3 separate regions of the Homo sapiens genome follow, and all the other regions are linked to region 3. Evidence: chromatin contacts called from ENCODE Hi-C or POLR2A ChIA-PET data. All regions are on one chromosome and are shown on one strand. Each heading gives the region's core, a stretch centred on a gene start or an enhancer-like site at or near the end of the contact. The rest is flanking DNA. Distances are from core to core; before and after follow the strand shown. Region 1 holds the start of MIF (macrophage migration inhibitory factor). Region 2 overlaps SMARCB1 (SWI/SNF related BAF chromatin remodeling complex subunit B1). Region 3 holds the start of HPS4 (HPS4 biogenesis of lysosomal organelles complex 3 subunit 2).

What was found. Hi-C counts contacts between places; a loop is a spot of excess contacts on that map. ChIA-PET counts read pairs that join two places held with the same protein, here RNA polymerase II (POLR2A). Pooled maps may share reads with other maps.
Region 1: a loop to region 3 is called in a map of CD8-positive, alpha-beta T cell, with 18 times the contacts of the local background. The contact joins the promoter of MIF here to the promoter of HPS4 in region 3. A Hi-C loop is called at or near these places in 1 of 168 maps with a recorded cell type or tissue (CD8-positive, alpha-beta T cell) and 2 of 50 pooled maps. POLR2A ChIA-PET finds 5 or more read pairs at or near these places in 2 of 52 experiments (H1 and MCF 10A).
Region 2: a loop to region 3 is called in a pooled map, with 7 times the contacts of the local background. The contact joins the enhancer-like site here to the promoter of HPS4 in region 3. A Hi-C loop is called at or near these places in 2 of 50 pooled maps. POLR2A ChIA-PET finds 5 or more read pairs at or near these places in 2 of 52 experiments (AG04450 and BJ).

Annotation. Positions count from the first base shown.
Region 1 is chr22:23,892,523-23,895,842 of GRCh38, reverse strand. It overlaps MIF (macrophage migration inhibitory factor), which reads right to left and starts at 1,460. Exons shown (of 3, transcript NM_002415.2): 1 at 1,261-1,460; 2 at 899-1,071; 3 at 620-803. The coding sequence starts at 1,368. The coding sequence ends at 737. It overlaps MIF-AS1 (MIF antisense RNA 1), which reads left to right. Exons shown (of 3, transcript NR_038911.1): 2 at 1-14; 3 at 311-2,133. RefSeq lists enhancers at 170-977, 978-1,785.
Region 2 is chr22:23,801,966-23,805,230 of GRCh38, reverse strand. SMARCB1 (SWI/SNF related BAF chromatin remodeling complex subunit B1) reads right to left here. Exons shown (of 9, transcript NM_003073.5): 5 at 1,809-1,936. Among named protein-coding and RNA genes, the nearest start is that of SMARCB1, 17 kb to the right of the region's middle. RefSeq lists an enhancer at 1,313-1,813. Within about 2 kb of position 2,015, at least 5 of the 41 ENCODE cell types and tissues checked have a DNase peak (open chromatin) inside an H3K27ac peak, as active enhancers do.
Region 3 is chr22:26,482,226-26,485,575 of GRCh38, reverse strand. HPS4 (HPS4 biogenesis of lysosomal organelles complex 3 subunit 2) reads left to right here and starts at 1,793. Exons shown (of 14, transcript NM_022081.6): 1 at 1,793-1,902; 2 at 3,336-3,350. It overlaps SRRD (SRR1 domain containing), which reads right to left and starts at 1,699. Exons shown (of 7, transcript NM_001013694.3): 1 at 1,477-1,699. The coding sequence starts at 1,685. RefSeq lists a silencer at 1,516-1,605 and an enhancer at 1,626-1,745.

The sequences.
Region 1 (3,320 bases), core at 211-2,710, 2.6 Mb after region 3:
GTGGCGGAGGCTTGGTGGGTGTCTGAGGGGAGCAGAACCCAAGGCGTGGGGTTCGGGGGTGGACGGGGCGGTATGACCAAGAACTCTGCACCTCCCCCACCCACCCGCCTGAAAACTCTCCTGAAGTCACCTAACAAAGTGGATGGCAGTGAGTGGCTCTGGGTGGGATCTTTCTGTCCTCTGGCTACCCTCTGCCCAACAAGAAGGCTGGGGAAGGTGGGGCTGAGAGAAAGGTCTAGGCCTAGAAGACCTCGGACTCCTCCCAACTCCAACTCCTCCTCCCCCTCTTCCGTGGTCGGCTCACCTCCAGCACCCCACGTGGTGGCCCTAGGTACAACGGATTCCGGCGGGCAGAGCGCCTTAGATCCCGAGTCTGCAGCCCAGGGCAGAGTGCCAACTTCTCCTCATCCCTTCGTACGCCATAGAATGGAAAGACACTGGGGCTCCTCTGTTAGGAGCGTAGGAGGGACAGGCTGGACAAAAGGGCTCCCGAACAGCAGGTTCGGAGGAGAGCAACCCGGCCCTGACCCCCGCCCCCAACACCGTTCCCGACCTCGCTCCCCAATATCCCGGCTCTGCACCAATTCCTCCCGCAAGCCAAGGAACCCCGAGGCACTCCTAGTCTCTAAACCGTTTATTTCTCCCCACCAGAAGGTTGGGGTGGGCGGGCCTAGAACACAGCGTGCGGCGGGTTCCCGGGTGGAGCCAGCGCAGACAGCGTGGGTCCCTGCGGCTCTTAGGCGAAGGTGGAGTTGTTCCAGCCCACATTGGCCGCGTTCATGTCGTAATAGTTGATGTAGACCCTGCGGGGGGAGGAGGCCGGACTCAGCGGGTGGCTCAGTCCCGGGCCTGGCCGCGCGCCGCCGCCCCTCCCCCGCCCCTCCGCGACTCCGCGTACCTGTCCGGGCTGATGCGCAGGCGCTCGGCCAGCAGGCCGCACAGCAGCTTGCTGTAGGAGCGGTTCTGCGCGCCGCCGATCTTGCCGATGCTGTGCAGGCTGCAGAGCGCGCACGGCTCGCTGGAGCCGCCGAAGGCCATGAGCTGGTCCGGGACCACGTGCACCGCGATGTACTGCGAGGAAAGGGCGCGGTCAGCCCGCCCCAGCGACCTCGTCGGGCCCCGAACGTCCACTTCGGGCCCGAGCCACCGTCCTCCCCCCGCCCCGCCCCCCAGCTCCGTTCAGGAGTCGCCTCCCCAGCTCCCAGCGCGGAACCCCTCGTCCGGTGGGCACCCCCCTCTTCCTGTCCCCTCCCGGCAAACCTGGGGGGGCTTGCCGGTGGCCTGCGCCAGCTGCTGGGTGAGCTCGGAGAGGAACCCGTCCGGCACGGAGGCGCGGGGCACGTTGGTGTTTACGATGAACATCGGCATGATGGCAGAAGGACCAGGAGACCCGCGCAGAGGCACAGACGCACGCGCCGCGGCCGCCGCTGAGCTACGTGCCTGACTTCTCGGACACCACTGTGGTCCCGCCTTTTGTGACGCCACCGCCGGCGCCAGGCCCCGCCCCCGCGAGGCTGCGGCTCCGCCCCGAGTGGGGAAGTCACCGCCTGCCTCGGCTCGACCCCCGCAGGGCAGGACCCTGGGCGACTCCGCCCGTTCCTCCAGCAACCGCCGCTAAGCCCGGCGCACCGCTCCAACCTGTTCTCCACTTGGCGGCTAGAAATCGGCCTGTTCCGGCCTCGCCTCGGGTCTTTCTTAGTCCTTTCACTAAGTCACCGATGTTAGTCGCCAGGAGGCGCTGTGCCGGGGGTGGGGATGCGGCGGTGAACCCGGAAGATGGCCCCTTACCCTTCCAGAGATGAAGCCCAGTTCATTCCACTGCACGCACTGAGCCCCTGTACCTCCTGTCTTTGGGCCACATGTCCTCAAGGGCTCCAGTCCCGCATGCGTGAGCTTGTGTGTTTGAGATGGGGCGGGGTAGTCATCGCGGCAGGTGAGAGGGGAGCTGCCCCTGCGAATCACCATCCAGGGAACTTCCCTGAACCCCTGCTCTTTAAAGAGGATAGGATGCTGGGAGGCACCGAAGGGAAGGAGGCGAGGTCCAGAGCAGGTTCAGTGGTTCAAACGTGCTCAGCTCCCCTTCTCTGGGCCTCTGGGCAACTTCAGCTCCTCAGGGAAGCCACACCCTAGTCAGGTCCACCGTGTATGGCCTCTCATAGAGCCCTTGGTGAATTTCTTAAATGTCTTTTCCACTAATGGTAAACTCGGGGACCATCTAGCAGGTGCCAGGCATACAAGAGACATTGACTAATACTGCTGAATGAATGAATGAATGAATGGGTGAAAGAAGATAAGCCATGACATAGCAGGAAGAGGACAAGGCAGCAACTGGATCACAGGCCAGGTCCTCAGAGATTTCCAGGGAGGTCCTGTCCTTGGTCTCTGATAGGTGCAATCCATATACCAGTCTCAGTGAAGGCCATGTGATATAGGAAGGACACCCATGCCTGTGGGACCCTCGTGGCACCAGCCAGCCTCCAGCTGGGAGGCCCCATGGCCCATTTATACAAATAGCCTATGGGTATTGGTTCCTGCAGCTGGGCCCCAGACTCTTTCCCTCCTGGTGTCACACCTTCTCTTACCTGTGCCCAGGGCTCCCTAACTGATGGCACTCCATACCATGTCTCCAGCCAGGGGCACTCCCCTAAGTCCCAGGCGCTGACAGCAGCTGACTGAGTGTCCACTGCTCTGTAAAGTCCAAATGTATGACTTGTCCTCCTACACCTCATCACCTGCCAGTAAAATATGCTTCCTTTCACTATCCCTTTATTCCCACTTCTCTCCATTCCCTGAACTACCGCCTAGTCTACACTACCTGCATCCCCTTTGGCCTGGACCACTGTGACTTCCCTATGGTGGACTGCTGCTCCTCAAGGGAGGAGTCTGTTTCCAGCCCCAGGCAGCAGAGTTAGCCCCGACTCCCTGTGCCCTATGAAAGCTGAGCAGAATTACATAAGTCACTCCAGGCAGAAGACTGAAGAGCCAGGGCCTGGTTGACCTGTGCCCTGTGAACCTGAATGACAAGGTGCAGCCTCGCCAGCAAGCACATGAGCTGCCCCTGGAGGTGAGCCCCTGCCAATCTCAGGTTGTTACCATAACAAAGGGTTGCCTTACCTGGCCAGTGACGGAGCAGGAGCATTGCCATCTTGAACAAACACCACCATTCTAAGTTCCCCCTTAATTAAAAGCCGCCTAAATCCAGCCCGAAAATATCAGCCTAATAGCTAATGTCAGCATAACCAGAAACATTCCAACCCTAAGATAAACCCTTCTCTGACCAGAAACATGCCAACCCGGAGACAGCCTCCCTTCTGACCAGA
Region 2 (3,265 bases), core at 766-3,265, 2.7 Mb after region 3:
GCGTCCCCCCTCACCAGCTGACCTGTGGGACCTACGGGACAAGCACCCGGCACATGGCTCTCAGGCCTTCTTCTCAGGGCTGAGCAGAGGCCTTCGGACTCAGGCCTGGCACTGGTGTGAGCAAGTGGTAGGCCTAGCACTCAGGCCTACCATGCTGAGCGCCTGGGGATGACCAAAGGAAGCAGCCTAATCCTTCAGAAAGCTCAAGGCAGCCACATATCAACAACCACTCATACTCTCCTCCCTTAGGAAATCCCTTCTGAGAGAAAAATGCTGCAACTACGTTATCTGCTGTGGAGCCGTCTACAGCAGGGGGAGTTTTAGCAAACAAAGGCGCCTTGACCCAGGAGAAAATGCTGCATTGTTTGAAGATTAAAGAAATCAGAAAGAGGCTGGGTGCAGTGGCTCACGCCTGTAATCCCAGCAGTGTGAGAGGCCACGGCAGGCGGATCACCTGAGGTCAGTTCAAGACCAGCCTGGCTAACATGGTGAAACCCTATCTCTACTAAAAATACAAAAATTAGCCAGGCATGGTGGCACGCGCCTGTAGTTCCAGCTACTCAGGAGGCTGAGGCACGAGAATCGCTTGAACTTAGGAGGCGGAGGTTGCAGTGAGCCGAGATCGTGCCACCGCACTCCAGCCTGGGCGACAGAGTGAGACTCCATCTCCCCTCCCAAAAAAAAGAGAAACCAGAAAGATACTTATGATAAGTGAAGAAAAATAAAACGATACTTGCTCTATAGTGACAACTATGTTAAATATGTTTGCATGTGGAATTGACAGAAAAGGTAAAACTGAAAACATTATTCAGGTGGTGAGATTCTGATGATTTTAAACATTTACTCATTTAAAAATGGTAACGCTTGGCACAGTGGTGCACACCTGTATTCCTAGCTATTTGGGAGGCTGTGGCAGGAGGACTGCTTGAGCCCAGGCAGTTCAAGATTACAGTGAGCTATGAGAGTATCACTGTACTCCAGCCTGGGCAACAGAGTGGGACTCTGTCTCTTAAAAAAAAAAATAAGTAAAATAAAGATGATATTCACTGCATTTTGTCTGAATATAAATAGTATGTTCATTATAAAAATTCAGCAGGATACAGACACTAAGTAAAAAAAAAACTGGTATGCAACAAGATCTAAAAAAACAGTAATCATAAAATAAAATAATAAAAATACATTCTAACAGACTTAAAAATAGAGAAAACAATAAATGCATGCATGATCCACCCTCCCAGATGGGATAAGCAGTCTAGACACCTGGGATGCATATCCTTCTAACCTTTCTGTCTACATTTGCACAAAGACCGAGTTCTGTCCAGGCTTTGGAAGCCCAGGAAGAGCCAGAAGAGATGGCATCTGACCCAGGACTTACAGAGTGAGGATGTCTAGAGATGACCAGTTAGAGGAGGAGAGAGGCACGGGGCACACATGCAGCCTCACACAGCAGAAGCAGAGTGGTGGACAGGACCCAAGGCAGGTGTGTGCAGGGCTCGGGGGCTGAACTAGGTCTGACTGGCATTGTCATCATCATCCATGCTATGCAGATCAGCCGCCTCCCATGCCAGGCCTCTTGGGCCACCCAACCTCAGTATGGGGAAAGAGTCCAAAGTTCACAGGCCCAATCCACAGTGAACAGCAACAGAACCAGGACTGAACCCAGAGCCCACACCCTCCAAAACTATGCCCCGATGTCCTGCGTGTCAGGTCCAGAATCTGCCTGACAGGCAGCTGGCAGGAAACGGGACTGTTCCCACGTAACACACAGGGGTTGGGGCCAGGCCCAGCCAAGCCCGACTGCCTTGTACCATTCATGTTCCAGGTGAAGGCGTCTCGCAGCTTCTGCCCATCGATCTCCATGTCCAGCCGGATGGGGACCAGCACCTCGGGCTGAGATGCGTTCTCATGGATCACAGCTGGGTCATGGTCATCAAAGCTGAAAGTGAAATGGAAGCAACAGTCAGCGAGGGGGCCGGAGCCCTAGGTATGCAAATTTTCAGCCTCTCTCTCTGCACAGCAGGCTTCTGCAAACCCATCTGGGGAAGATGGCCGCTTGTCAGCTAACAGCTGAGGCAGCAGACGAGGCTAGCAGGGGTCCCGGGGCCACGGTCTAATGGGGACAGTTGGGGCCATAAATAACAAGCACCAGTCTGTCTGCAATAGAATCGACCTGGGCAGTGTTGGAACAACACCCAGACATCCTGTGAAGGGATATTTAAGCCTGAAATTTGGCAGGACTTTCATGGAAGGCTATGGGAAAGGAGAAGGGCATTTCCAGAAGAGGAAATATTCTAGCAAGGCCAAGGCAGGTGAATGGAGGAACTGCTGAGGACGTACAAACAGACCACAGAGCACAGATTCCGTGAGGAGCAGTGGTCAGGGATGCTGCAAAGCTAGCGGGTGTCGAAGCACCCACAGTTCTTCCCTCAGGCTATGCAAACTGGCCACTGCCCTGAGGGAGTCCCAGGAGGATTCCAAGCAATGGAGTACTTTGGGAAGATAAAGAGGGAAGAGTCCGGCAGGCAGGTTGGTGAAATGGAGCTGGAGGACACAGGACACCTAAGGGCGTCTGGGAGCATGGAGAGGGCTGCGAAAGGCCCCCAGTGACCTTGGGAGGTAGATGGAAGACAGAGAAAAGTGAGCTGAGTGCCAGGCATGAATGCGCTGGGAAACAGACAGGGAAAGGGGCAGGGATGCTGCAGAAAAGGGGTGGCCACTCTAAGGGAGAAGGGGACAGTCAACTAGGGATGGGAAGAGGAGATAGAGGGAAGGAAGACAGAAGGAAAAGGAGGAGGGGGTAGGATGGGAGGGAGGGAAGGAGGAATGATGGAAGGAAGGAAGGAGGAAAGGAAAGAGGGGAGGAGGGAGAACGGGGCTAAACCTCAGCAGAGGCAACTGCAGGGCAGGAGCTCTGGGAGGTCTGACAGCAATGAGGACGTTCTCAGGCCTGAGGCAGGGTGAGTGGGGCAGAGTGCAGCGGTGGCAGCACCAGGCCAGGTTGGGCCTGGCACCCCAGTGAGAACTCCTGCTTCTGCTCCGAGGGTGATGGGGAGCCTGGAGGATTCTGCGTGGAGAGGTGACATGATCTGCCTGGAGCAGAGGCCACACCAGCTGCAGAGCTGAGAAGGCAGCAGGGAGGGGAGGTAGGGGCTGCTAGAGACCCCAGGGAGAGCAGTGGGGGGCTGTCTGAGGCAGTCCCAGGGGAGAACCTGGAGAGACTGGACTTGCTGTGTGAGGAAAAGGCAGGCCTTGGGAAAGAAACCTA
Region 3 (3,350 bases), core at 544-3,043:
CAACAAATGGTATTTGTTATTATAAATAGTTTTAAGGGGAAAGTAAAGAGACAAAACCAAGTGTCTGGGCTTTCTTTATTCAAGTCAACTGGTTTTACAGACCCAGAGCAAAAGAAAGTCAACAGTGAATTAAAATGAACTGGATTTAAACTGACAAGCCACAGCCAGAGACAGTGATTATGGGGTTCAGAAAGGAGTACAGAGAATTGAAAGTCGGCCCAGAGGCTGCTGCACGTTTCTCACAGAGGGTAGAGAGTTCTGATGTACACAGGAATGCTTTATGAACTGGTAAATGCGTACACAGATATGCGTGTAAAATGCTGGCTCAATCTCTACTCAGAGCGATGGTGATTGCACCACACTTGGGTGTTGGGAGAAGCAAGGAGCTCCTGGGGAATACTGAAGCAGTTGAGGAGATCGTGACAGTGTCAAGGGATATGAAAAATGCCTTGAGTTTTCCAAACCCCTAGGCACATTCACTCTCACTGGCATCCTCTGAGAGCTTAAAAATAATCGCAGGTGCTTTTTATTCAGGCTGAGCCAAATGGTCAGCAACTTTCTCTTCAGAGGTAAACTCTGGGACATTACTGCCTCTTGACCCTAATTCTAGGGGAGAGGAGCACACAAAATTAATCTAATTTCTCCCCTTGTGACGGCCCTTCGGATGCTGATCTTAAGTGCTAACTAAAGCTGTTATTTATTGAGCCTAAACAAAACTGCGAATAAAGATAATAATACTAAATAACAATAATAAGTAACATTTATTGAGTGTTTCCTCTGTATTAGGCACTCTCTATGTACTTTCTAAGGTACAGAGCAAGGTATGTGAGAATCTGGGCTGGGATAAGCAACAAGCATAATGGAAAGCTGGAAGCACTGGTTTTTGTCACAAAGACCTGGGTTTGAAATCTGGTTCCACACATTTTCTTTGTCTCTTTGAGAATCAGTGAGCTACCAGGGTCCTAGTATGCCTGCAATGTTTAACATAAAGTGTGTAGAATGATTAAGCTAATGTCAGGCACATAGCAGCTGCCTGATGATAGCAGTCACGTGTTCATGTTGCTTCCCTCGTGTCACCACCACCAATAATATCAACATCGGCATAATATTAATAGCAAACACTGGCACAGTGCTTACCACGTGCCAGAAAATGGTTTCCGTTTACTAATTCATTGAATCCTCAAAACAAACCTACGTATGTACTATTTTCATCCCCATCTCACAGATGAGAAAACTGAGGCACAGAGATTATAAATTGTCCAAGGTCACGCAGCTGTAACCGTAATAAAAGGAAAGACGACCTTTAACTGAGCGCTTACTATAATCCACATCTTTAATGAGCTCGTTACCTACGTTAACTCTTCACAATAACTCCTTAAAGGGTGTGCATTATATCTCCACTCTACAGATGGGGAGACTGTGGCTCAGAATTGCCCATGGGCGCAAAGATTCCATCAGGGCCGAGCCTGCACTCACTCAGCCTCCCAGATGCGACGAAGCACGACTCCGCTGTCAGACTCGAACTCCGCCTCGGGGCCCCGGGGCGCCGCCTCTCTCCCCCGGGGCGCCGCCTCTCTCCCCCGGGGCGCCGCCTCCCTCCGCCGCGGCCGTCGAGCCGCGGAGCGCCTCTTCCGCGGAGCCGCCGCCTGCCAGGATTCCAGCGCCGCAGCTGCGGCCGCAGCCATTGGTCTCTGACGTCAGCGGCGTGCGGCGCACTCGGCACGTCATCGCCGCGCGCCGGCTTGCCAGGAGCTGGAGGGGGAGGTAGGCGGGGCGGCGCGTGACCTAAGGCCTCTCTGCCGCGCGCGCAGGTACGGGGCAGAAGTCGCAGGTACCCAGCTGCTGCCCACATTTCTGGTCCAGAGTCCCGAACCCCGAGCACTGGGATGCCTGGCTACTCCGGTGGGTGGGCGGCGCTCGGAGCGCGGGGATACCGAGGGGCGGGCCCCCAGCTTAGAGCGTGACCCGACCCCGCCTAATCCTTAGGCGTTCGCCCACCATTTCCCAGTCCCGTAGAGCTGGGGCCAGACACCGCACAGCCCTAGTGCTGTTACCAGTCGCTGCCTGCGCCCCGGGGGCTGCGCCCAGCAGCTTCCTGGCCCTTTTCCAGCCATTAGCGTCCGTTTTCCAGCCCTGCTGCCCCACTGAGGCCCCTTCCCACAGCAGTATCACCAGCCCCAGCCCCGCGTTGTTACTATTACTTCCCAGGCTACCAGATCCTTTTCTGCTCATGTTCCGACGTCTCTTCCTACTCCAGGGCCATTATTGGTCTCTTCTGGACCTTTCAGAGATAAGAGAGGACCTCGGTAGTGTAGGGCCCAGTCCTCTGGGAACAAGGGATGGGGAGTTTTAGGCTGCTGTCCTTGGTTCCAGTAACAGAGATACCCCCTCCACAGGCACCCAAATATGCTCCATAGAATACAATGAGTGTGGTCCTGTGGAGGCCCAATCCAAAATATCTAGAGCTGAGAAGAGATAGAGATTTTACAGGCCGTCAAATATTCAATGGGGGTCGTCTCTAGAGACTTTTAACAAACTGTATTGTGTACCCACAGATTGCAGAATGGTGAGCAAACATTTGAGACCATGTTGCTAAAGCATTAAGCTTGGAGAAAGTGACAGTAAGAATTAGACAATAGTTTTGAAGTGACCAAGAGGTTGTCACATGGAAGAATTAGACCTTGTTTTGTGTTTTCCTGCAGAGCGTTATCCAGACTAGCGAGTGGGAGGCAGATGTAAAATCTGGAACGCAGATTTTAGTTTGTTGGAAGGAGAAATGTAACATAGTGAACCACGCATCTCTGGAGGGTGTAAAGCAGAGACAGCCAAGGTAATTTTTGGAAAAGAGTGCAGGAGAGTAGAGTAAACGATGCCAGGGTTCCTTCCGACTCTGAAATTCCGTGATACACTGAGCTGTCTTTCTCTTGTGGAAGTTTGAAAGCCATTTGATAAAGTTCTCTTCATTTTTTAGAAATTTGCCCTGCTCTGGAATTCTGCATGTTCAGGTTACTTTTGGACTGTCAAGATGACAGTTCCTTAATTTGGGTTCCATTATTACCACAGCAACTGGTTTATTTGTATAGCTGTCCACACCTAGAGCATTTTCACCCTGTCATTTGATTTTATCTTCCGTGAAGCTTGTGGTGTGTTTCCCTTAACTGTTCGAGAAACTAAAGCCCTTACTCTGAAGTCTCTGCAAGCCTCCCTCTTTGATTTTGAAGCATGATTGTCACCCTCACAGAAAGCTCTTTTGAAATATACCATTCGTTTAATCCTGCTGGGTCACATGCTCTCTCACGAGTTGCTGAAATATCTATTCCTTGTGTTTATTTCAGAGCCAAGGCACTGAT